Linked DNA regions of Homo sapiens: regions 1, 2, 3, 4, 5 and 7 are each linked to region 6. A link is a loop called in an ENCODE intact Hi-C map of the cell type or tissue named here. Cell type or tissue: GM12878. All regions are shown on one strand.

What was found. Peaks named below come from ENCODE experiments on the same cell type or tissue, not always from the same donor. Only the 100,000 strongest peaks of a DNase experiment are listed, where the experiment ranks them.
Region 1: a loop joins it to region 6, with 2.5 times the contacts of the local background. A loop is called at or near these places in 1 of 110 quality-filtered maps.
Region 2: a loop joins it to region 6, with 2.5 times the contacts of the local background. A loop is called at or near these places in 1 of 110 quality-filtered maps.
Region 3: a loop joins it to region 6, with 8 times the contacts of the local background. A loop is called at or near these places in 1 of 110 quality-filtered maps.
Region 4: it touches region 6 in a loop (2.8-fold over the local background); 1 of 110 quality-filtered maps calls a loop at or near these places.
Region 5: a loop joins it to region 6, with 7 times the contacts of the local background. A loop is called at or near these places in 1 of 110 quality-filtered maps.
Region 7: it touches region 6 in a loop (7-fold over the local background); 1 of 110 quality-filtered maps calls a loop at or near these places.

The regions. Positions count from the first base shown.
Region 1 is chr6:20,706,259-20,710,258 of GRCh38, reverse strand. All of the region lies in intron 5 of CDKAL1 (CDKAL1 threonylcarbamoyladenosine tRNA methylthiotransferase), which reads right to left. Among named protein-coding and RNA genes, the nearest start is that of CDKAL1, 170 kb to the right of the region's middle. RefSeq lists an enhancer at 1,514-1,563. In GM12878, no CTCF peak of the experiment used is centred here; a DNase peak (open chromatin) is centred at 1,708; H3K27ac peaks cover 296 bases.
Region 2 is chr6:21,187,167-21,191,166 of GRCh38, reverse strand. The region is part of intron 13 of CDKAL1 (CDKAL1 threonylcarbamoyladenosine tRNA methylthiotransferase); the gene reads right to left. Among named protein-coding and RNA genes, the nearest start is that of LINC00581, 320 kb to the left of the region's middle. In GM12878, no CTCF peak of the experiment used is centred here; a DNase peak (open chromatin) is centred at 2,126; H3K4me3 peaks cover 164 bases; H3K27ac peaks cover 2,831 bases.
Region 3 is chr6:21,156,757-21,160,756 of GRCh38, reverse strand. All of the region lies in intron 13 of CDKAL1 (CDKAL1 threonylcarbamoyladenosine tRNA methylthiotransferase), which reads right to left. Among named protein-coding and RNA genes, the nearest start is that of LINC00581, 350 kb to the left of the region's middle. In GM12878, no CTCF peak of the experiment used is centred here; DNase peaks (open chromatin) are centred at 1,046, 1,726 and 3,016; H3K27ac peaks cover 1,417 bases.
Region 4 is chr6:21,262,579-21,266,578 of GRCh38, reverse strand. No RefSeq gene overlaps it. Among named protein-coding and RNA genes, the nearest start is that of LINC00581, 250 kb to the left of the region's middle. RefSeq lists enhancers at 2,272-2,391, 2,402-2,461, 2,482-2,531, 2,708-3,208. In GM12878, no CTCF peak of the experiment used is centred here; DNase peaks (open chromatin) are centred at 2,138 and 2,458; H3K27ac peaks cover 1,274 bases.
Region 5 is chr6:21,211,978-21,215,977 of GRCh38, reverse strand. The region is part of intron 15 of CDKAL1 (CDKAL1 threonylcarbamoyladenosine tRNA methylthiotransferase); the gene reads right to left. Among named protein-coding and RNA genes, the nearest start is that of LINC00581, 300 kb to the left of the region's middle. In GM12878, no CTCF peak of the experiment used is centred here; DNase peaks (open chromatin) are centred at 2,357 and 3,585; H3K4me3 peaks cover 729 bases; H3K27ac peaks cover 2,845 bases.
Region 6 is chr6:21,436,560-21,440,559 of GRCh38, reverse strand. No RefSeq gene overlaps it. Among named protein-coding and RNA genes, the nearest start is that of LINC00581, 73 kb to the left of the region's middle. In GM12878, no CTCF peak of the experiment used is centred here; DNase peaks (open chromatin) are centred at 1,369 and 1,849; H3K4me3 peaks cover 802 bases; H3K27ac peaks cover 1,851 bases.
Region 7 is chr6:21,002,529-21,006,528 of GRCh38, reverse strand. The region is part of intron 11 of CDKAL1 (CDKAL1 threonylcarbamoyladenosine tRNA methylthiotransferase); the gene reads right to left. Among named protein-coding and RNA genes, the nearest start is that of CDKAL1, 470 kb to the right of the region's middle. In GM12878, no CTCF peak of the experiment used is centred here; DNase peaks (open chromatin) are centred at 590 and 2,418; H3K4me3 peaks cover 800 bases; H3K27ac peaks cover 1,561 bases.

The DNA of each region.
Region 1 (4,000 bases), 730 kb after region 6:
TACCTACTTTCTACAAACAATGTTGCATGTAATATTTACTAAATTTAGGAAGATGAAACTTGTTACTTTTTTTATTTAAATGCCATGATTTCCCTAATGAAGTAATTATCATAATGTTGACTTCACCCTGCATCCTCTTGGTTATAAACCTAATTACTCAGGGAAGTTTTAACTTGAAGCTCAGGAAATCAACAGTCTTTAGAAATTTATTTATAAAGGTTAATTCATATGGGATTTTCTGCAAGTGTTGTAGTTGATTCCAACATCCATTTCACTCTCGATGATTACTCCAAGCTAATCGCTATAACTCCATTGCCTTTGCCAATACTCGGGAGAGAATAATCTGAGACCAATTTGGCCCAATAAAAACATAGAGAAATTCTTACTCAGGTCTTCAAGGAAAGAAATGCCAGCCTCTTTCCCATTACATACAACAAGGAAAATGTTGATCTAATTGCTGCCCTTGTCCTAATAATCACAGAAAATAATAGCTTGAAGGATGAAGCCAAGAAAGCAAAAGAAAAATATAAAAAGACCCAACCTAGGTCTCTTATGACAACAATGAGTTCAATTAACCCACTCTGAAGCCTTCTTGTACTTCCTGTTGTGCAACATAATCCACGTCCTTATTGTTAAGTGAGTTTCAGCTGAGATTTCTATTAATGAAACCAACAAGCATCTTAACTGATAAAGTAGTAAAATCGAGTCTAGGGACAATGAGCACTAGAAAGGGAAGAGACTACAGGTTGAGGATCCCTTATCTGAAATGCTTGGAAGTGGAAGTGTTCAGACTTCAAATTTTTTTTTTGCATCCCTAATTGGAAAATCCAAAATTGAAAATGCTCCAATGAGTATTTCCTTTGAGCATCACATTGGTGCTCAAAATGTTGTGAATTTTAGAGCATTTCAGATTTTGGATTTTTGGGTTAGGGATGCTCAATCTATTAAAAAAAAAATCTTACAGTATTACAAATAGAATCTCTCAAAAGTACTTTGTTCTTCATTAGACGGTTCAAATACCAGCCAAGGTTCAGGGGTGTGCTGTAGAGCAAAGGAACTTCAAGACTCTCCCTAAATAATATCTAATTTGGGAAACTCTCAGAAAACTAAAGCATTTCTATTCATTTTTTTTTTAACAGCTGTTAGACACTCAGCACACTTCCAGGCTCTGGGGATACAGTCGTAAAAAAAAGAGAACCCCTGCCCTTGGAGCTTACATTGCAATGGGAAGATAATTAACAAGTAAATAAATATCTTCCCATGGATTTAGTTCTACTGTATAAAAATCATGAAGTACTGAAGCAAGTTCTATCATGACCAATGTTTGACTATTATGATACATCAGGGTAGACATAAACAATAAGACTTGGTAAACTCTGTCACTCAAGTGAAAAAAGTCAAAAAGAAAAAACATAAGGACAAGAAGAAAAAGGCTGAAACACAAAGAAACCAGACCAGAAATTGTAGAAAAGTCAAAGGGAAAGATACAGAAAGACCAAGACTACAATATCATCAGACACATGCACACATACAAAAAACTAAAATAAAATAAAGAAATGGAGATTTAAATAGCATCTGTTTCAATTCTGTCATATTAGAATCAGAGTGACTAGGACAGATGGGATGTTAAACCAATTAACAAGGTCTCGAACCTGAAACTGTCTAACACCTTTTTTAAAAAACCTACTTCAAACCAAAAGAAAAGACCAAAGTTCCCAGCCCACGTCATAGAGTCCCTCTAAACCACAAGTGACTTGCCAAAACCCACCACACTGTAACACACATTCCAGGGTTGAGCTAAATCCAATCTGTCTCATAAGCTGCCCAGGCAGGCAAGAATCACCACATAGAAAAGGATAGAAATTCCTGCACCCTTTTCTATGTCATATATAGTAAAGTAGGCCTTGCAAGGAGAGAGAAAACTTTAAATGAAAGAAAATTTCTAAAGTGAACAACACAAAAATTGAAAATTCGTGAAAAAAATTATCCCAAATTTCTTTCCGTACTATTAAAGTCTCTGACAAGGTACTAACAAACAAGTAAATTAAATGACTTGGGTTCCTTATTTTCTCTCAGAGTAAATTTAAGGAAATGTTAAGTAGCCACTGAATTGTTTAACAACTTCAAGTAAAAAGGTAAAGTAAATAAGTTACCAAGATAAGTCATAAGCACTTGACTAAAGGGCTCACTCTTCTAGCACACAGTTAAATTATTTTAGACAGAACAATACGTAATTGCAATTAAGTGCTTTTCCTACTCTTATAATATACTACATATTAAAATGGTTTCAGAGTTTAGATCACAGGTCCATGGGTAATGCCACTGTGGGGAATCCTGACACTGGGTCTTAATATCAAGAAAATACAGAGGATGTTTAACTCAAAGCCCTTCTAAAACGTACATTTTTAAAGATTTTGGCAGGAAGCTTTAAGATTTCTTTAAGCATAAACATTTATTCAATTTACAAATATTTATTGAGTACCTACTTTATATGAGGCACTATACCAGCACAATTAATGCAATTTGAAAATAAGAATTACTCTTACATGCATGAGGAATAGTCAGTTATTCTTGATCATGGAAGATGGCAAAATATGGCTATGCCTTGTAAGTAAAATGACTACATATCCTTGTTTACACCTTTCGTCCTAGCTCTCTGTCACTGACAAAAGTATTCCAGTTTAATCACTGAATTATATGGTTACCCCACCACAGTGGGTAAGCAGACAGGTGCTATATGGTAGCTAGTTACCATAATGCCAAATATTACCTAGATTTCTTTTTTATGTTGTAGATAAGAATAGGCTACCCTTAGATAAAATGTAAAGACTCAGATGTTATATCAACATGATAAAAGCATTCTGTGGTTGCTGAATAATAACTTTTAAAAGGATTTGTTTTCTTACTTCAAACACCCAGTAGTCAAATATTTCATCATTCTGTGCTACTGGATTAATGGTTTGCAACTAACCCAGGCAGATCTCAACAGCCACGTGACCAAGGAAAGACCCAAAACACTGGGACCACTTGCCAGACTGCCACAAGAACAAAGGCCTAGCAGGTGGCTATCCACTGCTCCAAATTAAATCATGCTGCACAGAACATTATCTCCATCATTGTATAATGTTGTTTTGTGTAATGTAACTCCTCATATCCAATTTTCAAAATTAAGACAAAATTGTTTTTAATGACAGACAAACCACAATAGGAAATAACAATGATCTAAATAACGTTGTTCAGGACTCAGTGAAAAGGGTCCCTCCCAGGTCCCAGAAGTAATCACCAAACCCCACCCACCCTCACCCCCAATATTTGTTCAATGAAGCAGTGCTGTATCTGGAACAAATCCCAAGGCCTAGTTAAACACCAGGTGGTACACTGGGGTAATTTTTTTTTTAAGTAACAGATGGCTCAAACTTTTCATCTTTATGACACACAGCACAGGACTTATGCAAGTTAAACTGTCTTCCAAGTACTTTATACAAGTAATACAATTACTCATGTGACTCATCACTTCACATCATAAAGAGAGCAGCAGGTGAAACAGATGCTGTACTCCTGGATTATTTATGACCTTGTATAACAGATATTTAAATGATACACACAAATACAGATAGACACAGATATATTTAAGTGTAGTTATATATTTGATGGTATTCCATCTCCCTAGTTGTAAAGTTAGAGGACACCTTAAATGAGTACTTTGGCTTGAGTAAATAAAAGTAAAATGTTATAAATCTAAAATGGTAGTGAGGAGAAAGGTGTGTCCAGTGCCATTAAAGTCTGGATTGTAGTAGTTTACTCAAAATGTAAGGGTGGAAACTAGGCTAGTTGGATCAGCATATGAGCATCTGATCACTACTTTCAAATTCACCAAAGGGTTGGCGGGAAGCCTAAAGTAAAGAAAAGAAGTTAGACTGAGAGATTTTTTCTTCCCCTTCTTCTATTTCACCCTATTTCACACAACCCTACAGCCAAAATCCAGCCCCAAACAGGTTTG
Region 2 (4,000 bases), 250 kb after region 6:
GAAACAGAATTGTGTGAAGAAACGCAGACATTACTCAAATTAAACAAAGACATCAGGGTATTTGGGCTAATACTTTTAACTCAGTAAGAAATGTTGCTTGCAAAAGTATTCTTTGGACTAGAAAAAGCAAAAGGTTTCTCTTAAACTCATATATGGCTTTAAACATAAACTGTATGTAAAGTTGCTCTTCTCTTTATAACTTTTTTTTCTTCTTACTTTCACTTTACTTAAACAGAAAGCCTGACGTGGCTTTGGAAAATAATGTCAATCAATTTCTATTCTGAGATGCTGAGTTACAAAAAGATTTCAATATTACTATTTAAATAGAGTAACAAAAAATTCACAAAGGACGTAGATATATGGACCTGTGTAAGATAGACATTTGTTTCTTGAAAATGGTGTTAAGGAAGAAAGAAACTATTTTGTTTCCCTTTAAGAGCTGCTGACAATTATTTTTTCTGTCCATTCTCTTCCTAAGGCAAAGATTAAAACACATATCAGCCCGGGCGCAGCGGCTCACGCCTGTAATCCCAGAACTTTGGGAGGCCGAGGCGGGTGGATCACCTGAGGTCAGGAGTTCAAGACCAGCTTAGCCAACATGATGAAACTCCATCTCTACAAAAATACAAAAATTAGCCAGGTGCGGTGGCAGATGCCTGTAATCCCAGCTACTCGGGAGGCTGAGGCAGGAGAATCGCTTGAACCTGGGAGGCAGATGGTGCAGTGAGCTGAGATCACGCCATTGCACTCCAGCCTGGGCGACAAGAATGAGACTCCGTCTCAAAAAAAAAAACAAAAAAAACCCCACACATATCAAAAGTTCCTGTAATCATTTACATCATGGTTCTAATAAACTTGAATTTTATCTGTGCTTATCCTACAGAATATTCTGACATGCTATTTCTGCAGCTAAGTTTTGCCTTTTATTGTAGAAAATAAAATACAATTTTTCGACCTGACTGGTTTCTGAATGTATGACTCTGGGAAATGTCAAATGTCTTTCTTTAGCTCCAGTCAAATTAGTTTTTTTTTTTCCCCCCTAAGCTGCCTGGAACATGTTAAATACAAGGCTGTGACCTTCAACTCTGAAATAATATTTCTAGTGTCTGTGCAAAAGCCTGCCCTCACATACACCTTTAGACTAATTACTGCAGTGTAATGTTGCCAGTGAACCGCTGTAATTACACTTGGAGAAAAGTATGGTCTTGTTCTTTCCTAGCTAATGAAAATGATAACCTTTCCATTTTGATTCCTCATTCACAACAGGCAGAGCACGCGATGCTGGGTCTCCTGGGTATACAGTAATTTTCCTGACTGTTTATGCTCACTTCTATTTTCTGGCCCTGCAGAAGCTGGAATTAAAGAACCAGGCATACTTATGCTAAAAACGGTCAACAGTAATAATAGCAATAACATTAAAATTTAATATCATCCTTACTCCACAATGCCATTCTATAATGAAATAGGGCCATGACACAAGAATGTGTGTCAAAAATGATGATAGCATAGAAAACAAGTAATGAGCCTTTAAGTCCATCGTATTCAAAATGCTAGCCATCAATTTGTTGGTCTACTTAAGGGTTCTTAAGAGAAGATGTTGGACAGTTTATTCTCAAAGCGCTAGACTGGTTAACTGATTCTTAAACAATGACAAAAAAAGGCATTCATTAGATTATTTGAAAACATTGTCCTCTGTGGAAAAAAAATTCTTTAGATACACTTATTAATAGATATAAATGTACTCAAAAGGGGAAGAATGTTCCTTTGAAGTGGAGTAGCCATATTTTTAAGTATATATGCTTATCTATTAATTGCCATGAGTATCTTAGTAGCTTTATTTCTTCTTTCTTTGCATTTCAGAAATAACCTAAGTAGAAAGAAAAATTGTAAAACAATTTGGCTTTTCAAAAGTTATTCTTCCCTTCTTTGTGCAGTGATACAAGATACAAAGACCAGGCCCGAGGCAGTTCTACTGAATCAGACCATGAAGTTTCTTCTAACAAGAATCTCCTTGTGCTTTTCTTCACGCTGGTTGGTTTTCTTCTAGCCGTGTCTACCCCAGTAAGAGGAAGACAATCCGAGGTAGTCTCTTCCCAGCTGGGGGCAAAATCCCATTCTTAGTAACAAAGCTATTTTCATCTGCTGATCGAGAGCCAATAGTAAGAGCAAATAGTTACACAGGAAATGCCACACTGATGCCTTCCTGCCTGGCGTCAGGGATCCAAATCTAGTGCTACCTAAACTGCCAGTTCAAAAAGCAGCTGCATTTTAACCACCTGCCTGTACATTCTGAGTATTCTAGAGCATTCAAAGGTATTGCCTATAAAGCTTTTTGTGGAATTAAAAAAAAAAATTGTGGTAAGAACATATAACATGAAATCTACCCTCTCAACAAACCCAAACAAGTTGACCCTCCTATCACAGAGCCGGCACAAAGTACATCAGGTCTGTTTTTCCCCACACTGGGCAAGCTCTGTCATGCCCAGGCAGCCTGGGAAAGTGCTCAATATTGAAAACTGAAGTTCTATGGCCAGATACTGCCAGTAAGATCTATCCATGAGATCTGATTCATGGAAAGGGCCCATGGAGCCAACACTGGATATAAGTGTAGAACTTTTTTATGAAAAGCGCAAACCTAAAAATTGAACAGAATTTCCGTTCACTTCCACCCTCTTGATCTATTCCCACTGGTCTCTCTCAGCCATTACTTGGCAAGTCTAGGCCAGTCTTCTTTGAGAGCAGATTCTCAGAAAGGGACCTACTCATAAAAGTAGGTTGTGCATCTTAAATAGATACAATTTTATTTGTCAGTTGAAAAGATGAAAAAGAAGAAGCCACAAAATACTTGGAGGAAATATAAATTATTAGACATGTAACGTGTTGATGAAACATTTTTAACATAATGCTATGTTGCCATAAATGAGAAGTTTTTAACTACTGATTAAAAAAAGTATATTAAGATTGTCATAAACAAAGTCAAAAAGCAAATAGAAAAAAATTGCAAGTATGACATATATACTAATGACATGTTATAGGTTATATAATATGAAGAGCCTTTACAAAACAGTAAGAAAACAATAAATGTTCCCAACAGAAAAACAAACTGCTAAAAAAGCAATTCAAAACCAAAAATCTAAATTATCTACATACAGCACATATGTGAAAAAAGTTTCACTTAATTTTCAACGAATAAACACTAAAATAAGGAAATGTCCTTTTTTTTCACAAATGGGCAAAAATATGTATGAAACTGGGCTGTGCTTCTGGGAAAAAATTTTTTTCATACATTCCCCATCCCCAAAAGGTACATAAGTGACCAGTGATAACATTTAATAGGTCACTTTCTTGGAAGGTGCTTGTAGAAGTTTTGTTTCACTGACGACACAAAAAGTAAGCCAAATTTAAAAAAAGAGAAAAGCAAAAGCAAAAGCATTGGAGAGAGAGATTGTTTATGTAATCTAGTAATCTGCAGTAACTACTTGCCAACTTCCCTCACACCTTCATTGCTCCAAGTCCTCATTCCAAAAGCATGGGGAGTCAGGCAACTCAGTGAGCTACACCACCAGGCATTACCAATGGTATAAAACTCAGAATAATTCCAAGAAAGATTCAGACATTTGGAAGAAAAAAAGGTGTGGGTGTGGTATGCAGGACGCTTTCTAATTATCTTTATGGCATAAGAAAGCTTCTTTTCAAATACTAAATTATGAGAAAGGATGGATAAGCTCCAGCCTACCCAACTTCTAAATGAGAATTTTTAAAATCATGAATTCAGAGCTGGATTGGATAGAAGAGAGGACTTCAGAGATCATTTAGGACAAACTCTTCATATTACAGATGAGAATACAGGTCCCTTAGAGATTAAGTGACTTGGTCAAGGTCACATACCTCATAATATTTAATCTATAATGTTAAAAATGGATTCTATCCTGCCAGTTGTTTTAGGCAAGTGGTGAATTACCCAATTACTTTAAAACTGCACCATGTATACAGTAGTCCT
Region 3 (4,000 bases), 280 kb after region 6:
ACCTGTATGTTCTGCACACGTATACCAGAAATTAAAGTTAAAAAATATATATACATATATATATATTTTTGGACACAGACACACACACACACACACACACGTGTGTGTGTGTGTGTGTGTCTGTGTCCAAAAATTACAGTGAATAAAAAAAAAAAAATCTTGGCTGGGTGCGGTGGCTCACGCCTGTAATCCCAGCACTTTGGGAGGCCAAGGAGGGTAGATCACGAAGTCAGAAGTTCGAGACCAGCCTGACCAACACGGTGAAACCCCGTCTCTACTAAAAATGCAAAAATTAGCTGGGCATGGTGGTGGGCGCCTGTAATCCCAGCTACTCAGGAGGCTGAAGCAGAAGAATCACTTGAACCCGGGAGGCAGAGGTTGCAGTGAGCCGAGATTGCGCCACTGTACTCCAGCCTGGGTGACAGAGCGAGACTTCATCTCAAAAAAAAGAAAAAAAGAAAAAAAAGAAAATCTTTATTTCCCATTCGAAAACAACAGATGGGATGAAAACAAAAAGGTGACTGCTCAGGAGCCATTTTAGAGCCAAAAGCGACTTATTGATTCTTCCACGGAAACTTTCAAACCTGGAGATAGGTGACTTAAAGCGGGTCTGCAATGTGGACCACGAATATGCTTATTTTGCCAAATAAGCAAAGTGCTTCCTCAGAGAACTGTTGAAAACTGAGACATGCAAAAAGTAGCCCAAAATCACAAGAACAAATCCTATACATTTGGTGTCACAGAGGGTTTTTGCACATTGCTTGTTCTGGAAATACATGATATGAAAATAATCAGGCCTCATTGCAAAGATCTTTTTCAAGAGCAGCTAGGAAGTCAATAATCTCCCACTCTTGTCTGTTACATAAGCATATTCTCAAACCCAATCTGGGTTGGGTGGAACTATGGAGAAATTTTTGAATCTCAAACTCTGCCTGAAGTAAGGGTTTAATTTTTAAAAGGCTAGCCTATGGTGCGGACTCAGAACAGGAGGTAAGATCTCAACCAAGTGGTGGTTAAGTGAATTAGGTGTCGCTGTTCAGAGTGGATTATCTGTGAGAACCGTGTAAACCAGGACAACTGAGGACATACTTTCACAACACAAAACTTAGTACAGATCTGACTGTCTTCATTTAAGTGTCCCATAACTCTTCACTGAGCATCTACCATAGGCCAGGCATGGCCTCTGCCCTTCTGGAACTTACAATCTAGTAAGGGAGATGGACAGTGATCAAATAATCACACACATATAAAATGGCAAGTGTGATGTATATGAAGAGTAGTGTCACAGGTTGCTATGACAGCTTGTATAAAAGATCATTCTAGTTTCCCTTGGAAGAACAGATTCGAGAGAGGAACAAGAATGGGTATGGAGGGACCAGTCAGAAGGCAACTTCCATAGTCCAAGCAAAAGAAGAGGTTGCTTGGGCTAAAGCTGATTTTAAGTAGAAACACAGGAATATTTCCTAGCTTATAATCAGTGTGAAATGTTTCATTATTGCCAGATTTTTTCTTATCTGAATAAGTTGTATTCCATCCTGGAAATATATTTATCATCCCCAACTCTATTACACTCATTTTTCAAGAATACTATAGAAACTGCTTTTTTTGATGAGACATTACAGGAGTCATTAAAAAAATTAAAAAAAAAAAAAAAAGGAGGTTTCAGAAAACAAGGTCAAGAAGCCCCAGAGGAAGGCATTAGGCAAACTTCTACAGATTATTAACTATGTTGACAATGGTCAAAACAAAAACGTATTTGGAAAGCACCTTTTGTCACAACAAAACTTCATCCCAGAAAGCTACATCATGTATAATTATACACATGATCACAATTATATAAAACTAAAAAGAAATAATTAGGTACATATATGTTTCTAACTGAAAAAAAGGTTAGAAGTTGAAGTTTTAAACACTTAAATGGGAAATTCATGTGAATGTTTATTCTAGTCAGAGTTTTAAAAGATAAACTATTTATCTAAATTAAACTGTTCAGATTACAGAATACATATTTGTCAGTGACAAAATTCACATTAAGTTTCTAGACTTACACTGTCTATTCTTCTATGAATACCATCATACATGCTTTGCTTGTGGTTACACAGGTCTCAAAAGAAAAGAAATGGAAACATAGGAAATTAACAGACATTCATAAAATGAAGTGCATGTTTGTGGTCCAGGGAGTGAAATGGTGGGGCATAAACCCTTCCCAGCTTTAGCAAGGAGGTTAACCAGTGCTGTAGTTATCTGGCTTGGAGCTTCATCATGACCCTTTGAGTCCCCTCCAACCCACCCCCTGGCAAAGCAGGAGCAGCATATCAGATCCCTGCAGAGGCTAAAAGCTGAAGGCAATGCAAAGAAAAGCTTTGACATTCTGCCACTGGAGTGACAGGACAAAATTGACTGTAATAAACAACAGTTTGAGCAAGATAATTTGATGCATTGGGACCTTAAGCTTCTCCAGATGCTGAACTCAGCTTGGGATGGGAGATAAGAGGCAGTATTTACTGTCCTCAATAAAGGTTGGATGAAAGCAGAAAAAAGAAACCTCCTTGTGTAAATTGAAACCAGTTCACTAACATGCGTATCCTCAGATATGCACAGCAATTCACAAACAGAAGAGTATATACCATATTCATATATGTTATAAACACATGTAAAGCATCATACTGACACATATGTATAAAATATAACTTGTCTGTTGGCCTAATAACAGAGAGGAAAGCCAGAAAGAAAAACAAATGCATGTGAAGAATCTTTAAAATGAAAAGAGCACTCTACCAATATTAAGCTCACTTAATATCATATTGCTCCACAAGTATTACAAATAAAATGCCTCTCTGAATAACATTTCTTTTCCAAATAAACAAGCACATGCAGACACAGATTTTGACTGTGAAGATTTAATTCACAACAGAAGGATGTTGCTTATGGAGTGAGAAGTGAAATCACAGTCCCTCTGGGCACACCCAGGTGCTCTGCCAGTTTTCCATAACAAGGCTGAGTGATGTGCTTACATTTCTCAAAGACTGTTTTGTTTCAGTAAGGCCAGGTTAGGTGACTGGTAGATGTATGTCATAATGAAACAGAAGTACTATCAAACTACTGATTTTGGTTAGGATGACGAGGAACAAACAAAGAGGTTGCTTTCATTCGTGAAGATTTTCACTTAGCTATTTTTTTATATTACTTAAGTAAAAACTACAAAAACAAATAAACAAGATATCAACACAAGCATATGGCTTTGTAATTATAAGACACACTGTGTTTGTGTAATCAAGAAAGAACAATGAGAAAAGACAATCTTTCGTTTTTTGTTTGTTTCTTTGAGACAGGATCTCACTATGTTGCCCAGGCTGGTCTCAAACTCCAGGCTATCCTCCCACTTCAACCTCCTGAGTAGCTGGGATTACAGGCATATATACAACAGTGTCTGGCTGAGAAAAGACAATCTTGAGAACAATAAGTAACATTTACTGGCTGCCCATTATCGTGAAAGGAACTGAGTTGGTGACTTTACATAAATGTATCTTGCTTAAAACCTTGCAAGGTGATTATTATCAGCATCATTCTAACACTGCTGGCTAGGAGCACTGGAGCAAATTTTTCCAAGGTCATAGAGCTCATAAGTGATAGAGCAGGGATCAAATCTATGTCGGCTGAATTCTGCCAAGTTCAAAGCGTATCTCTTTCCACCCTACCTACCATCTCTCTAAGCATCACAGTAGAAACAAAGAATATGGCGCAGAAAAAGAAATCAATAAACACATATGAAGAGTCAAAGGAAAATATGCTTAAATCATATGCTGAAAAACCAGCCTAGGCAGAGAGCAGACCCTTCTCCTTGGCAAAGTTTACCAGGCATACAAGGTTCTGTTTCCTACCTACTTTATACAGTTTGATACTCTTAGAAGGATTCCATGCCAAAGCAACCACAGCAGCATGCACACCAGTCTTGCTCCTAGGGATCTCTCTGCACCTCTCCAGCTGCTTGAATTCTAGT
Region 4 (4,000 bases), 170 kb after region 6:
GGTTTGTTACCTGGGTTTATTTCATGATGCTGAGGTTTGGGGTATGAATGATCCCTTCACCCGCATAGCAAGCATAGTATCCCAACGGTTAGTTTTTCAACCCTTGCCCCTCTTCTTCTCACCCCTCTCTAGTAGTCCCCAGTGTCTACCGTTCTCATCTTTATGTCCATGTGTACCCAATGTTTAGCTCCCACTTATAAGTGAGAACATGTAGTATTTGGTTTTCTGTTCCTGTGTTAATTCACTTAAGATAATGGCCTCCAGCTGCATCCCTGTTGCTGCCAAGGACATGATTTCATTCTCTTTTATGGCTGCATAGTATTCTGTGGTGTATATGTACCACATTTTCTTTATGTAATTCACTGTTGATGGGCACCTAGGTTGATTCCATATCTTTGCACTTTGTGAATAGTGCTGTGATGAACATACAAGTGCATGTGTCTTTTTGGTGGAACCATTAATTTCCTTTGGGTGTATACCAGGTAATGGGATTGCTGGGTCAAATGGTAGTGTTTTAAGTTCTTTGAGATATCTCCAAATTGTTTCCCACAGTGGCTGAACTCATTTAGATTTCCACCAACAGTATGTAAGTGTTCCCTTTTCTCTGTAGCCTCACCAACATCTCTTATTTGTTTACTTTTTAATAATAGCCATTCTGACTTGTATGAGATGGTATCTCATTGTGGTTTTGATTTGCATTTCCCTGATGATTAATGATGAGCAATTTTTCATATGTTTCTTGGCCACTTGTATGTCTTGTAAGAAGTGTCTGTTCATGTCTCCAAACACGTTCTGCTAGTCTCATGAGCATAAGCTCAGTGCTTACACGTTGTGTTGATTTGTAAAGATGGCCCATTTCTGTTGAAGGGCTAATGCCCATTTTTAATGCCAGGCAGGTGGTCCCAGGCCAGGTAGCCCTTGAGGTCAACCACTCTACTACAGAGACCAGGGAGGACGCAGAGGCCACCATGTGAATCTAAGGACCAGTCCTCTTCTCTTTCACTACAGCCCTACCCTGGGTCTTCCTAGATGTCACATTCAAAAAGAGCAAGGGGGTTGAGGGGAACTCTCAAAGGCTGATCACTTATGTGTCATCAAAGAGGCTCCCACTCCACCAATTACTCACTGTGTGGCTTGTCATAAAACCTTGCTGTGCCTCAGCTTCCTGATCTGTCCTAAGAGGTTCATCGTTGTACCCATAAAATTGTGTTATGATTGTTCAATGAACTGACATTTTTAAATGCCTAAGAGTACCTTACACATACTTAGCTCTCTTTTAGCTCTTATATCATTATGAACAGATCACTAGTTTGGAATGGATTAGAGCCATTTTTGTATTCCTTCCTCTCTCACTCACTCTCCTTCCCCCCAGTAACCCAATGAGGTGGGAGTCTTCTAGAGAAATGCAAATCATTGAACAGGAAAATGAAAGGAGGATGTGTATTTTCCTTGTAAGTGAATGTGCAACCCGCACCATACCAGCTTTGGTTAAGAGAGGTAGGAAACAGACTGAAAACACTGAGGACTTATGAAGAACCCGAAAGAATGTACTGCATAAGATAGGCTGGTTTTTTAAGTTTTTACCAAGTGTTGACAAGATCTATGAAATGAATGCCACCCCGAGGTGGGAAGGCTGCTCGTGAAACCAGCTATGGGTTAGGAAGAATGAAGCCAGCTATGACAGCCTTTCTGACTGGGTCCTTCATCTGGAGCCTGGTCCCACATCAGTGTGACAAGCAGGCTCCTGAAGAAATAAATGACATGCTAGTCCCTGTGTCCATAGGCCACTGTCTCCACTGCCTGGTCATCGATTCTGAATCCTTTCCTGTTATCCCTTCCTACCAGATCCTCCCACTAATTCTCAATGGGTACCCTGAGCTGGGCCTGCCTTATCTTTTCTGTAAACAGCCTTTAAAGGTAATGAAAGAAAGATGTTGACTTTTATGGCTCATAAAGCTGCTTGCAGATATCCAATTTAGCACAACCTACTTCCACTAACAGTATAGTTTAACACTTCCTTCACACCGCAGGGATCTTAAATTTTCAGTGGCCAACGATGAACTGAAAATGAACCGAAAGAGGCTGCATCGTGAAGAGGCTAGCTTGTAAATTAGAGGTTTGTCCCACGTAGGAAACCTGACACCTTTTGAAAATGACAAGGATAGTCTTTTGAGTGTCACCACAGAACAACAGCAGAAATTTATGATGTTTTCGGAGGGTGTAATCAAACTGTAAGCCTGACATCAAATCCCTCTTGGTCTCTTTTTTCTCGTCTGTAAAATAAGAGGGTTGAACAGTTGATTTTCATGTCTCTTTTGGCTCTCACATATTGTGATTCTAATACTGGAGTGCCTGTGGCTAGGTGACGTGGGATTACAAAGTCTTTCACAAATTCAAAGTGGGGAGCTGGCCCCAACACTTGCGGGCTACTTTTAGACATGATGCAACTGGCCTTTACGGATGACGCTGACTCATTCCAACCCCAGACAGGCCCTGCCTCCTCTGAGGACTTTTCTGCCCACAACACCTTCAGCTACCACGATCCATGCACACCTCCCACCTCTTCATCTTCCTGGAGCAGCCTTTGTCACGCCTCCAAGCACACCTTGCGAACCACATCTGCCCATGTTTCTGGAGCAAAAAAGGAATTACCCCCGTTGCCAAGGAGGCAGCAGTGTGGAGTAAACACTGGTGGCCCCTCTTTGGACCCCCTACTCACCCCTCCAGAACACAAGAGCAGCCATTTTTCTGGCCGCAGGAGACCATGGCACTAGTGGGTGGGGCCATTTTGGTTCCGGCCTGGCCCGGAAGCTGGCTCCCAAGGCCTCCCCACAGTCTGGCGAGGACGGCAGTGCGCATGCTTCTCCTTCCACACCCCATACTTCTCCCTTGGTGCAGGGCGCAGGGTCTGTCTTTTAGAAGCAGCCTTAGGACCCCCAAGTTGTCACTTCCACAGGCGGGGGCGACTGAGACTCTGAGATGGCTCAGAACCTTTGCAGCAGCCCCAGCTCTCCAGGAGGCGAGAACCAGCCTCCATCTTTGAGACTTAGGGAGGAGCAAGTCCATTGAAACTTAGGTTTTAGGTTTGCGTTTGGGATGTGGAAGCCACATCCTCCACAGTTTCTCAGAAAAGGTGTGCTTTGGGTAATGAGGCTGTGCCTTGTTTGGCATCTTGTGTTTGTTTCACCTAAACATTGGAGTAGTTGAGGGGTGCGAGGTGGATACCCCAGACACTCTTGAGGACCTGCCAGGTACCAAGCGCTCAGCTTATCTAGACTTTCAGATTCATGTTCTTTTTCCTCATTGGAAGTGGCTCTCTAGGCCCGTTTTTCCGTGAACGAAAGAGATCCTTGCTTCTCATCTCTCAAGCTCAGGTTGCAAACTTACCTCTTTCATGAGGCCTCCAGAAATGGTTTCAAGTCAAGAGATACCACGCCTCGAATTTCATTATACTTATAAGCGCTATGTGATGTATTAATTTTAAACACATTTAAATCCCCTAGTTATTTCTTCCTGTTCACCATCTCTAAATATGTTAAAATGTAAATAGTTACGAATGAGATATTTTCCAACACCTTTCCTTCCCCTTACAAAAATACTCCTTACATCTAGTACCCTCCTACGCTGGGTTAGCTGACAGTTTCCGTTTTGTGTAATTTTATTAATTTACTCAGCAAAACCTCCGTTAAACACCTACAACGGGCAGGTGTGAGAAAGACAAAGATAACACATCCAAGCCCTTGAGGATTTCAAATTCTATTATGGGAAAAGTTCCAACGGGAAATATTGTCATAGAGGTGTGAACAGAGCTGTGAAAACAGAAGAGCAACTTTACCCAAGAGTCGGTAAGGCATTTCAGGGGATGTGTGAGCAGGGTTTTGAAGGATGAATATGAGTACACTACACAGATAAGAGGGAAAGGTATTCCAAGCAGAACCCATTGTTCGTGCAAAGGCATAGAGTCATCAGTTGACCAAGCAAGCCCCAGAAAATAATGGAA
Region 5 (4,000 bases), 220 kb after region 6:
AAGGACCATTGTGATTACACTGGGCCCATCTGGATAATCAAGTATACCCTCCTTATGTTAAGGGCAGCTGATGAGCAAATTTAATTCCATATGCAACCCTAATTCTCTCTGTCATGTAATCTAACATATTCACAGGTTCTAGGGATTAGGACACGATCACCTTTGGGGGGTGAAGTGGGGGGCATTATTCTGCCTACCACAGGTCCCCAGGGTGATACTGTTGAGTTGCTGGGTACAATTGTACCTCAGAGAAAAGCACCGGATATCTAGAGCACTTGACATTTCCTCATAGAAAAGACTATGACAAGGTCCCTTAGCTTCCATTAACGTTTAGATTTCAGATTCTTTTTACCAGATCCAACCCTTCCAGCTCTACAACTCACTACCTAAAAACAAGACACTGAGTTGTAGAGCTGAAAGGATTAGATCTCAGGTTGAAACTGAATGTGATGTCTTCTGGGGACGTAGAAAAGGAGGAGGAAAGTTGCGCAGATCACAGGCAAAAACACCAAGATTTCATAGGGTGTGGTAGACTGAATACATTAATATTCCCAATTCCTTATACCTCCTTGTATCTGTATCTTCTTGTCACATAACTCTGTAGTGTGTCCCTGGTCTTGGCCATGTGATTTACTTGGCCAACAGGATGCTACCAAACATCATGCATGCAGAGGCTTGAAAAGCACTTGTGCATGTCTGTTTGCTATTCCTTTGCCTTTACCACGGGAACATGCTCAGGTCAGCCAGTTGAAGGATGAGGCATGCGGAGCAGGGCTGATTCACCCACGGAGTCCCAGTTGAGGCCATCTAGATCCACCAAATGCCTGCTGAACCTCCATACATTTTAGGAAGCCCCACCAAGCTTAGAAGAGCTGCTGAGCTACCCTACAGTGCACTGCAGATGTGTGAGTGAGCCAGGCTGAGATCAGCTGAGCCCCACTGCAGTTCTGTGGTTGGTTGTCATAGGGCATTTATCATGGCAAAAGATAACCCATATCTAGGATAACCAGCTTTTTGGTCTTGCAGTCCTTTTCAGTAAGGGGTATACATATATCTCCGGAACAAATTCATTCATTCATTCATTCATTCATTCATTCATTCATCCAACAGACGTTTACTGAGCATTTGCTCCCTGCCAGGCCCTATCCTAGTCATTAAGGACACAAAGGTGAATGAAGTAAAGTCTCAGCATTCATGGGGCTTCAATTTTGGTAACTAGAGGCAAAAGAAACATGTAAATATTTAATATGTCTGGTGATAAAATGTGCCATGGAGAAAATAGAGTAGAGTAAGAATAGGAAGTACTAGGTTGTGTTGGATGGTGAGGGCTTGGGGTTTTATAGACGACTGCCCAGGGTGACCTCACTGATAAGCTGGTGCTTCAGCAGAGACCTGAATGAAGTATGTACCAGGGACATCTAAGAGATGGGCATTCCAAGCAGAGGGACCAGCAGTTGGAAAGGCCCTCCTGAGGGAGCAGACCTCGTGTGTTCATGTTCAAGGAGCAGCATGGAGGCCAGTGTTCTCGAGGGGAGAGAGGTCAAGGCATGGGACCTTGATCCTTGAGGCTGTTGTAGGGTCTCTGGCTTTCATTCTGAACATGCTGGGAAACCTTAGATGATTTTTGTAAAAATTTTTATATGGTATGTATATATATATATATAAAATAACATTTGAACAATTTTGAAGTACACAATTTAGTGGCATTAATTATATTTACCATGTTGTGCAACCATTACTACTATTTCCAAAATGTTATCACCCCAAGCAGAAACTCTGTAACCCTTAAGGAACTCCCCATCTCCACGCCCAGCTCCTGGTAAGCTTTAACCTAGTTTGTCTCTATGAATTTGCCTATTCTCAATATTTCACATAAGTGGAATTATATAATATTTGCCCTTTCTGGTGTGGCTTATTTTGCTTCACATCATGTTTCCAGATTTGCCTATGCTGTAGCATGTGTCAGAACTTCATGTCTTTCTATGGCTGAATAAAATTCCATTCTACTACATACCACATTTTGTTTGTCCATTCATCTGTTGATAGATACTTTGGTTATTTCCACCTTTGGGTTATTTATGAATAATGCTGGTATGAATATTGGGATATAAGTATCTGAGTCCCTGGTTTCCCTTCTGTTGGCTATATACGGAATGCTCTGAGTCATATGGAGCACTAGATGGTTTTGAGGAGGAGAGAGACACAATCTGGTTTATATTCAGGGTAGAAACAGGGAGACTCGTTAGGCAGATTGTTTCATTTTCAGATAATATAGTACACGGCAGGGGAAATCACTTCCCACAAGAATATTTAAGAGAAGAAGACCTGTAGTGAATGCCACTATCTTACACCATAGATGCTTTGTGATTGTTCAGAGGAACTGTGCTCACATGAAGGATAACAAAAGAAACAGCTACTCAAAGTCAGTGAAAAGGGGGAACTGAAAAACTCAAAGAATTTATTTCAGGCAGCTATCCTTTACAAATGCTATTGCTGCTTATAAAGACTGTATGTTTAAAAAGACCAATGACCAATTCCTCGTCTCATGGCATATAGGTGATTAGGGCAAAACATCATCCATGTTCATGAACGAGATATTATTAGTATCTTGATCAACCAGGCCCCAAGTAAATCTTCACTATCACCATGCCCCCCACTCCACATCACATATTCACTGATCACTTCTACGTGTCAGGCAGCGTTCAGGGCTTCCCAAGCTTTATCTCACTTCGACATCAAAACCATCCTATCAAATGGACTCTATTCCTCCCAATTTATAGATGAGGAAAGACACCTAGAGAGGGTAAGTGACCAGTGATCACAATTAGTAAGGAACAGAGCCAAAATGCCAAACCCACGGTCTGACCTGATGTGCGTAAGGGCTACTCTATTCCTTCAAAACGGATGTTTTCAAGGAGGAAGCCCTGGGAGCCAGGGGCCTGTGGAAGGGAAAATGCTGATCTTGATAAAGTCGGCTGATGGTTCTTTGCCTTTATTGCCTTTTGAATTTCCTTCTCAGGGGTTGGCAAATTTGCAAGGTGCTACATCTTAAATTTTTAGGTTGGCTTCCTATCAGAAAACTGCCCTAGATACCTGATTTGATATATGGATTGAAAATTTCTGTTTCTCAATAATTTTATAGAATTGCATTCAGGAGAGAGAGGGACAGGAGAAAATTTGTTTCCCCAAAGCCCTTTAAATTTAAAACACTGCTTGCATGCATATAAGCAATCTGCGCTTGTACCCCCTAAATACATAAAAATTTAAAAATAATGAAAAAAATTTTAAACATTATAAACTATGTTAGAAAACAAACACACTCTATTTCTTTGAACATATTCTATTTTATTTATTTAAAAATAATGTTCTATTATTTTAGGTACAATGCAACATCCACACTCTGAGTCTCATAGGAGAGATAGGCTGTCACTTTCATCATTAGAAAGTGAGAAGGGAAACTAGGAAACTACAATTTATGGTTAGAAGCAACTCGCTCTAAAGTACTCATCCTCATAGTTCCCATGAAAAGAATTTCCATTTGCAAGATTACTATCAGTTTAAAAAGGGGCTTTTGCAATCTGCTTATCAAGATGTCAAATGACTTCAAAGAGTAGGTTGAGTGGCTTGACTGTGATTTTTTTTTAACCATTGAAGAATATATTAATGTCCTCATCAGCTGGAGTAACAGAGGATTTCAACCTATCATGTAGGTTCCCTGCCTCTGGTGGAGAACCCATCCATTCCACCCTGCATATCGCCGAGAGCCAAGTTCATTCAATAACCATGAAACAGGCACTGCACTGGGGCCTGGAGCCAGTCGTGGGCAGACCAGTCAGGCGGGGCCTGCTTTCATGGGCTTTCCCTCATATAGAAACTTTCACTATACTATGCTCATGCCCAAAAACTTTCCCACATGTAGCCAGGCACGGAGGCTCACACCTGTAATCCCAGCACTCTAAGAGGCTGAGGCTGGAGCATTGCTTGAGCCCAGGTGTTTGAG
Region 6 (4,000 bases):
GGGAAGATGTTTTATTGGCATCTAGTTGGTAGAGGCCTGGGATGTTTACTAAAACATCTTATAACGTACAGGACAGCCTTCCCCCCATAACAAAGAATTGCCTACTAAAAATGTAATAGTACCAATGTTGAGAAACCGTGGTCTGCAGAAATTGATTAATACAATTTCAAAAGACCTTAATGTGAATAAGTAAATAATCTACACATCTATATCTCTGTAAAGGAATATATATAATCTAGTAATCTATAATCAATACATTGCTATCTGCAACATAAAGGACCTGGGGCCAGACGCATCCCAGGCATGGCGCATGAAACAAAGAACATGGAAGAAGAGAAGAGAATTCGGAGCAGACCAGCTCAGGCCACTTTTTCGGACTCTGACAGTGATGTGTCACCAGCATGTCAGTGAGGAAGAACTGAGGTGCTCTCAGACAATTAATCAGTGGCTTATACCTTGTGGCACACACTCCTGAGTTTGAGGAGTCACCACAAATATACACAACAAATCTCATTAAGTCCTATGTTAAGGGCCTTGTAGTTACCATTCAGATTAGTTGGTACCTTCCATCATAAAGATGTTGAAGTTCAAACTGAACAAAGTTAAGACAGTAATTCATTTCAATGAAGTTTATTTCTGCCTGAGCATAACATGTGTTTTAAAAAAGTTGAGAAATTGGCTAAAGGCGGTCCTGACCCTGTAACACCCTGGGAATTGCTTTTCTTTTGAAGGTGTGCCCGATTTCAACTGGTTTATTTGCCATGTGCTTTTTCTTATTCCAAGGTAATAAAGAGTTCTGATTATTTCAGCTTTCTTGTTGCTTGAGTTTTAGCACAGAGTTGTGACTGTAGTTGGATTTGATGCACTAAGTATTTAGAATTGTTGGATCAAAGGTTTTGGGAACTTTGGCTAAGTATTTGGAACTGCTACTTCTCTGTTTCAGTCTTTATTTAAGGAGAAGCACAGTGCTTATCACTGAAGTTCTTCACAAATAACTGCAGAAAAATACGTTTCCTTATTTCGTGCCCAGGGATGGAAATCTCTATTCCTCCTCCACTCCACACTATCTCATTCTGAAAATTATCCTTCTTTGAATGTCCAGTCCTGCCACTCCTCTTCCCTTAACTTCTTCTCAAAGCACAACTGTTGCTTTGAGATTTAGCTAAATAAAGCTTTCCCATTCGTGCATTTGCATTTTTATTTCCAGGGCACCTTGGGTTATTTCTTAAACAGGCAGAAGGTGGTGTTCTTTTAAACTCACAATCTCTAAAATTGAGGCACAAATAAGGCTCCACTTGGAAGTGAAAATAAATTGGTTAGTGATTGGTGAAAGAAAATTATCTTGTTATAGAAACCACTTAAGGAAGACCAGGATTGGTCTGCAAATAGTGTGCTACATCATTCAACCACAGGAAGAGAAAAAGGAAACCACATCACTTTACATAACGTTAGTACCTCATATAACCTTCCAGGCCCTCCTCCTCTAGCCAGATTCATCATCTGCCTTTAAAGGATAATAATTTTCTGGAGTAAGACATATCTAGGAAAAGTATACTTTGGATAAAAATAAACGTAACTAATTTATATTCTATGTGCTATATAGCTATGTTTTAGAGCAGAGGGAATACTGGATTGAGTTGGAAGAGTTCACAAGTATTCCAGCTCTCTTTCTGGATAACATTGCCTTCTTTCACCTTTTTAAATTTAGACATGACCACATGAATGGCTTTGACTAATGAAATATGAGCAGAAGTGAGACACATCGCTTTGAGTCAGCTTTGAGAGGAACTGATCATGGCAATATGCACCACTCTAGAACTTTGAGGTACTTAGATCATCAGAGGCCCTCTGCAGACCCACTTTGCATATGCGGTGGGAAACGTTAAGTCACAGAGGTTTGGGGTTTTTCTTTATTGTGGCATATCCTAGCCTGTCCTGAGTAATCCAACACATCCCTTGATATCTAGTATCTTATTTTTGCCTCCTGTGCCTTTTCCCAAATACTACATACTTCCTGTCAACCTAACATGGGAGACAGAATTTAATAAACACACTTGAAAGTGATCATTTCAAAGAGAAAATACATTTAAAGCACAGAGAGCAGCATCAAGAAAAGAGTGATCGTATGTCAGCAGCCGTTTTGGTGGCCATTGCGGGTGTATGGTTTCTGTTTTGCTTTCACAGAGCCTTTCACCATGTTGAATATGACCATCTGCTCCACTTTTTTTTTTGAGACAGAGTCTCACTTTGTCACCAGGCTGGAGTGCAGTGGCGCGATCTTGTCTCACTGCAACCTCTGCCTCCCGGGTTCAAGCGATTCTCCTGCCTCAGCCTCCTGAGTAGCTGGGATTACAGGCGCACCACCACGCCCAGCTAATTTTTATATTTTTTGTAGAGATGGGGTTTCAGCATGTGGGCCAGGGTGGTCTCGATCTCTTGACCTTGTGATCCGCCTGCCTCGGCCTCCCAAAGTGCTGGGATTACAGGCATGAGCCACTGCACCCGGCCTCTGCTCCACTTTTTATCCATGCCAGTTCAAAACTGTAACCGCAGAATAATTTTTAATGAGCAATTTTTCCATGCCCTGGCTTTGGTTGCAGGCAGTTCTCCATTATGTTTGATGTTTGTGGTCCTTATTGGACTGTATTAGAATGGAGACTAACAACTCGGAGAACACCTGCAGTGTCTGAGACTCTGGATCCAACTTTTCCATGCACTTTTTTTTTCAGTTTGTGTGCTAACCACAAGCATGCAGGCATGAAGGATGAATACTAATCAAAAGGGAAAACTGAGTTGGTTATGGCAATGTCTCAGCTGGAAATTCCTCTTGCCACCAGGGCATGTGTCGAACACATGACTATTGCTGGTGGTGGCAGATGCTGTGCACCAGCTGCCTACCAGTCACTTGAAAGTTCATTTATTTATTTTTTTGGTTTCCACTTAATTTGCTATTTTATCAAAATGAAATGTGTACATAATTTTTAAAAATCAAACAATTCTACAAGCCCTATAATGAAAAATTACAGCCCACCGCTGCAATCCCTCCTGACCCTTCGTTTCTACTCCTTGGATTATCCACTTAAAAATCTCATCACTGTTTTTGTTTCCATGTGTCTAACTAACATGCGACTACTGTGTGGCATCATTTTTTAGATATAAATAGATACATTAGGCCGGGCGTGGTGGCTCACGACTGTAATTCCACCACTTTGGGAGGCCAAGGCGGGTGGATCACCTGATGTCAGGAGTTTGAGACCAGCCTGACCAACATGGTGAAACTCTGTCTCTACTAAAAATACACAAATTAGCCGTGTGCCTGTAATCCTAGCTACTCGGGAGGCTGAGGCAGGAGAATTGCTTGAACCCGGGAGGCGGAGGTTGCAGTGAGCTAAGATGGCGCCATTGCATTCAGCCTGGGCAACAGAATGACACTCTGTCTCAAAAAAAAAAAAAAAAAGTATTGATTTTCCATTGCAAAACACAAAAACTTGGCTTTATTGCATTATCACCTTTTCTACACACACACACACATATGCACACAGCATCAATTAGTTTTTGCTGTGTAACAAACCACCCCAAAATTTACTGGCTGAAAGCAACCATTTATTTACTCAAAACTCTGTGGATCAGCAATTTTAACTTGGCTGAGCTGGCCCATCCTTCTAGTCTTGGCTAAGCTCATTTGTGCAGCTGTGGTCCCTTACTGGGTTGGCTGGGGCTGGCTGACTTAAGTGGCCTCAGCTGGGATGGCTCTCCCACACTCCTCGTGCTCTTTTATCCTCTTGCAGGCCAGGCCAGCTTGTTCACATAGAGGATGGTGGGTCTGCAACAGTCTGAGAGGAAGTATGGAAAGCTGCTTGAAGGCCAAGCTCCAAACTGGCTTCCTGGTACATCCACTACATTCACTCCCAAGGCCAGTCCCATTTGACAGGAGGAGAAACAGACTCTGCCTCTTGGGAGGAGATTCTATAAAGTCACACTGCAAACAATACAGGGAGAA
Region 7 (4,000 bases), 430 kb after region 6:
TGGCAAAAGATAAAAACAGTGAACACGACCTTAGTGCTACCCAAAATAACAACTTAGCTAAAGATACTAGAAATGATGACATAAAGCCAGAAAACATTTTTCAGGGAAGCATTTTGCCTAAAGTATTTTGGAGGTGGTTACTTAGTGAACAGAAACACATCTGGGAATGCATCTGGAAGAAAATATAATTATCTAATCCTTGCTGAATCATTCTTTTTTTTTCTTTTGCATTTATTTTCTTTTCTTCTGATAAATATTCTACTTATGTTTCCAAGCCACTAGGACTAAAACTAGATGAATAAGGCAGAATAAAATACTAATTTAATGTAACATAGCTTTATCAGATTGTGTTCCAATAAGCACACATGAATGACCAGGACTAATGATAGGAAAGAAAAATTACTCAGGATGTTAATAATTTAGCATCCTTTTTGCAGATAGACTGGAAAAGTAGGTCATAGGATGGGCTGGATGATATAAGTTAGCTCAATGACTCACTCACAGTCATCATCCTGCCATAAAGCCAAGTAATACTGGCTTTATGCCCTTGTGCCCCTTCCATTGAATGAGTATACAGCGGAGAGATCACAGAATGAAACTTCCTCTGCAAGTCTGCTACTTCCCCTCTAGTTTGTTCTCTCCTCGCCCTGCAAAAGATTCCCCTTTACCCATGAGTGCTCATTGCTTATTAGCTGTGGTATTTCACTGGGCAATCTCTGGGTATAGTGAACTTACGGGAATAATAATAAATATCACAGTGCTAAAATGGTTAATATTCTATAAGCAACAAGGGAAATTAACCCTGAAGTGCACAGTACCTTAAGAAATGATAATGGCAAATTCTAAAATGAACAATATCATGGGATTAAAAATCAACATGGAGACGCCACAGTAAGATGCAACTTAACGTTAGATCCATGCAACTTGCAGGTAAAAACAAAACCGTTTATTAATTCATTCAAATTGTATTTACCAAGTGAGAAAGATAGAGATGTTAACTATTTAAGGTCTAGTTAACATAAACTAAAAAGCTACTGGACTTCTAACAAAATACTCTGTCTAAAGAGTTAGGTCTTTTAATATATAAACTGTTTCATTTCCTAAATATCTATCCGTAGGATATTCTTACATGTTTCTTTCACATTTTAATGTGTGAACTTGAGGACTTAAAGATTCTTTTACTTAGCATTAAAACATATGCTTAAGAACTGCGCATGTTGTCATTTTTTGAATATATGTTAATGCATGGTTTATGTTGGGGAGTGACTATACATTCACTGCTGCTCAAATGATAGAGGCCCAATTAAAGTAATTGTCTAATGCCTCAAGGCCCTGGGAACCCTAATTATATCATCCCCAACATAACGCAGTACAAAAATCATTGAATTGGGAAGTAACTCTCTCAAAAACACATGAAAAAAGAAAAAAGAATCATTCATGTTTTATACTTTAAAAAACATCTCAGTAATAAGTTTAAAAGATAACAGAAACATCAGTTATGTGACAATGAATGATAGTAAAATATATAAGATACATATTTTAAAATACAAAGACAAATTTTTTTTGAAAGACAGGATCTTGCTCTGTCACGCAGGCTGGAGTGCAGCAGCATGATCATAGCTCATTGTAACTTCCAACTTCCAGGCTCCAGTGATCCTCCTGCCTCAGCCTCCCTAGTAGTTGAGACTACAGGTGTACATCAGCATGCTCAGCTAGTTTTTTTATTTTTATTTTTTTGTAGAGATACGGTCTCACAGGCTGGTCTGGAACTCCTGGGCTCAAGTGATCCTCCTACCTCAGCCTCCCAAAGTATTGGGATTACAGGTGTCAGCCACTGCACCCAGCCAAACACAGATTATTTCTAAAACCAGAATTGCACCGCTTGCTTTGTTCTATATAGTTTCTTCCCCTATCCCTACAAATCCCATTTTATACTTCAAAAAATCATCTTATCCATTTAGATAAAAACATCAAATTACTCAGTTAATGTTCAATTGGATTAATAAATCTGAATAGAATAATTTAAGTCATATGATTGCTCATGGCCAGCTGTTTTAAATTAGTATATTAAGTCATTTAGACGCTCTTCTTTGCAAAGGTTGCATGATTTAATAAATTCCCATATGCCTCAACATGTGCCAACACTGCTAGGTTATCTTGTATCCAGCTGCTGTTGTGATGATGGCTGCCAACTTTCAAACAACTGAAGAGAATAATGAACCAGCTTAGTTGGCTCATATGTAAACTTACATTGCTACCAGCTAAAACATGGGCCATTTTCAACTGCAAAGAAAATTAATTAAAAAGATTTCACTTCCACTTTCATGGCTCTACCAATACCACAAAATTAGCAGTTTGAAAGCTTGCAGCTTCAGGTAAACTCCCACAGTTTGGATTTCAATCTTAAATGCTATAGGTTGTCTTAAAAAATGGATTTTTTAAGGAAACAGATCAGGAAATGCCTTGTCCATAACTCATAACACAAATATTTGAGAAGCCTCACACTGCTGGAGAAAAAAGAGAGACTTATTTGTTAAAGGCACATTACAAAAAAGGCTTCAAAGACTTCAGGGGAAATGAGAGATGTAAATGAAATGGGCCGCCATTTAGAAAGGATTTAAAAAGCAAACAGAAAAAGAAAGCACCAAACATACCACTTTAAGTCAGGATCATTTTATGAATGAGCGTTAGGCACAAATCAGGGCAACATGATAGTGTTAGGCCCCTCCAAGAGTGAAAATACTGTGTTGAATTTTAATAAAGGCTGGACAAGACAATTTTGTGCTGGATCAGTTATCCAGGCTAGTGGCTCTAAAGAAAGCCCTGAAACTTTGGTGTTTCCAAAATGAGCACTAATCTATTTGGCATAAAGCTATACTAGTTTTTATAGCGGAAGGTAGGTCAAACATAAGAACTATTTAAAATATTTCATTTATTTCTTTTTTCTTTCTTTTTTTATTTTTGAGATGGAGTCTCACTCTGTCACCCAGGCTGGAGTGCAGTGGCACGATCTCAGCTTACTGCAACTTTTGCCTCCCGAGTTCAAGTGATTCTCCTGCCTCAGCCTCCCCAGTAGCTGGGATTACAGGCACGTGCCACCATGCCTGGCTAATTTTTGTGTAGGTATGTGTGTATATATGTGTGTGTGTGTGTGTGTATATATATATATATATATATATATATATTTAGTAGAGATGGTTTCACCATGTTGGCCAGGCTGGTCTTAAACTCCTGACCTCAGGTGATCCACCCACCTCAGCCTCCCAAAGTGCTGGGATTAGAGGTGTGAGCCACTGTGCCTAGTCTAAAATATTTCATCTACTTCTAAATGTCCATAATAGTTGGAAATTACTCACCAGGTAGATGGACTTCCCCAAGAGGACAGGAAAACTCTTTTTCGCTAAATGGCAAAGCTGATTATACTGTCCTCATGGGAGTAAGTCTATATTATTCTTCACAACAGATGGACTAGACAAAATACACAATTTTATGGTTCTGATGAACTGTCTAAAACTATGCAAGGATCACTTTTTTATTTTTTGAGATAGGTCTCACTCTGTCACCCAGGCTGGAGTGCAGTGGCGTAATCTTGGCTCACTGCAACCTCCGCCTCCCAGGCTCAATTGTTTCTCCCACCTCAGCCTCCCAAGTAGTTGGGATCACAGGTGCGAGCCAACACGATCAGCTAATTTTTTGTATTTTTGATACAGACGGGGTTTCACCATGTTGCCCAAACTGATCTTGAACTCCTGAGCTCAGGAGATCCATCCACCTCAGCCTCCCAATGTACTAGGATTCCAGGTGTGAGCCACCGCACTGGGCCTAGGATCACTTTATTGGCAGTGATAATCTGATTTTTTTTTTTTTTTTTAAAATAGGTTACCTGAAGTTTTCTCAGTCATCTGCTATACATAAGCAGGTATATCATATTGGCTGCCTACTACAGTTTTGCAATATATCTTACTTATAATCTAAATGTGAAATTATATACCAGGGTTGC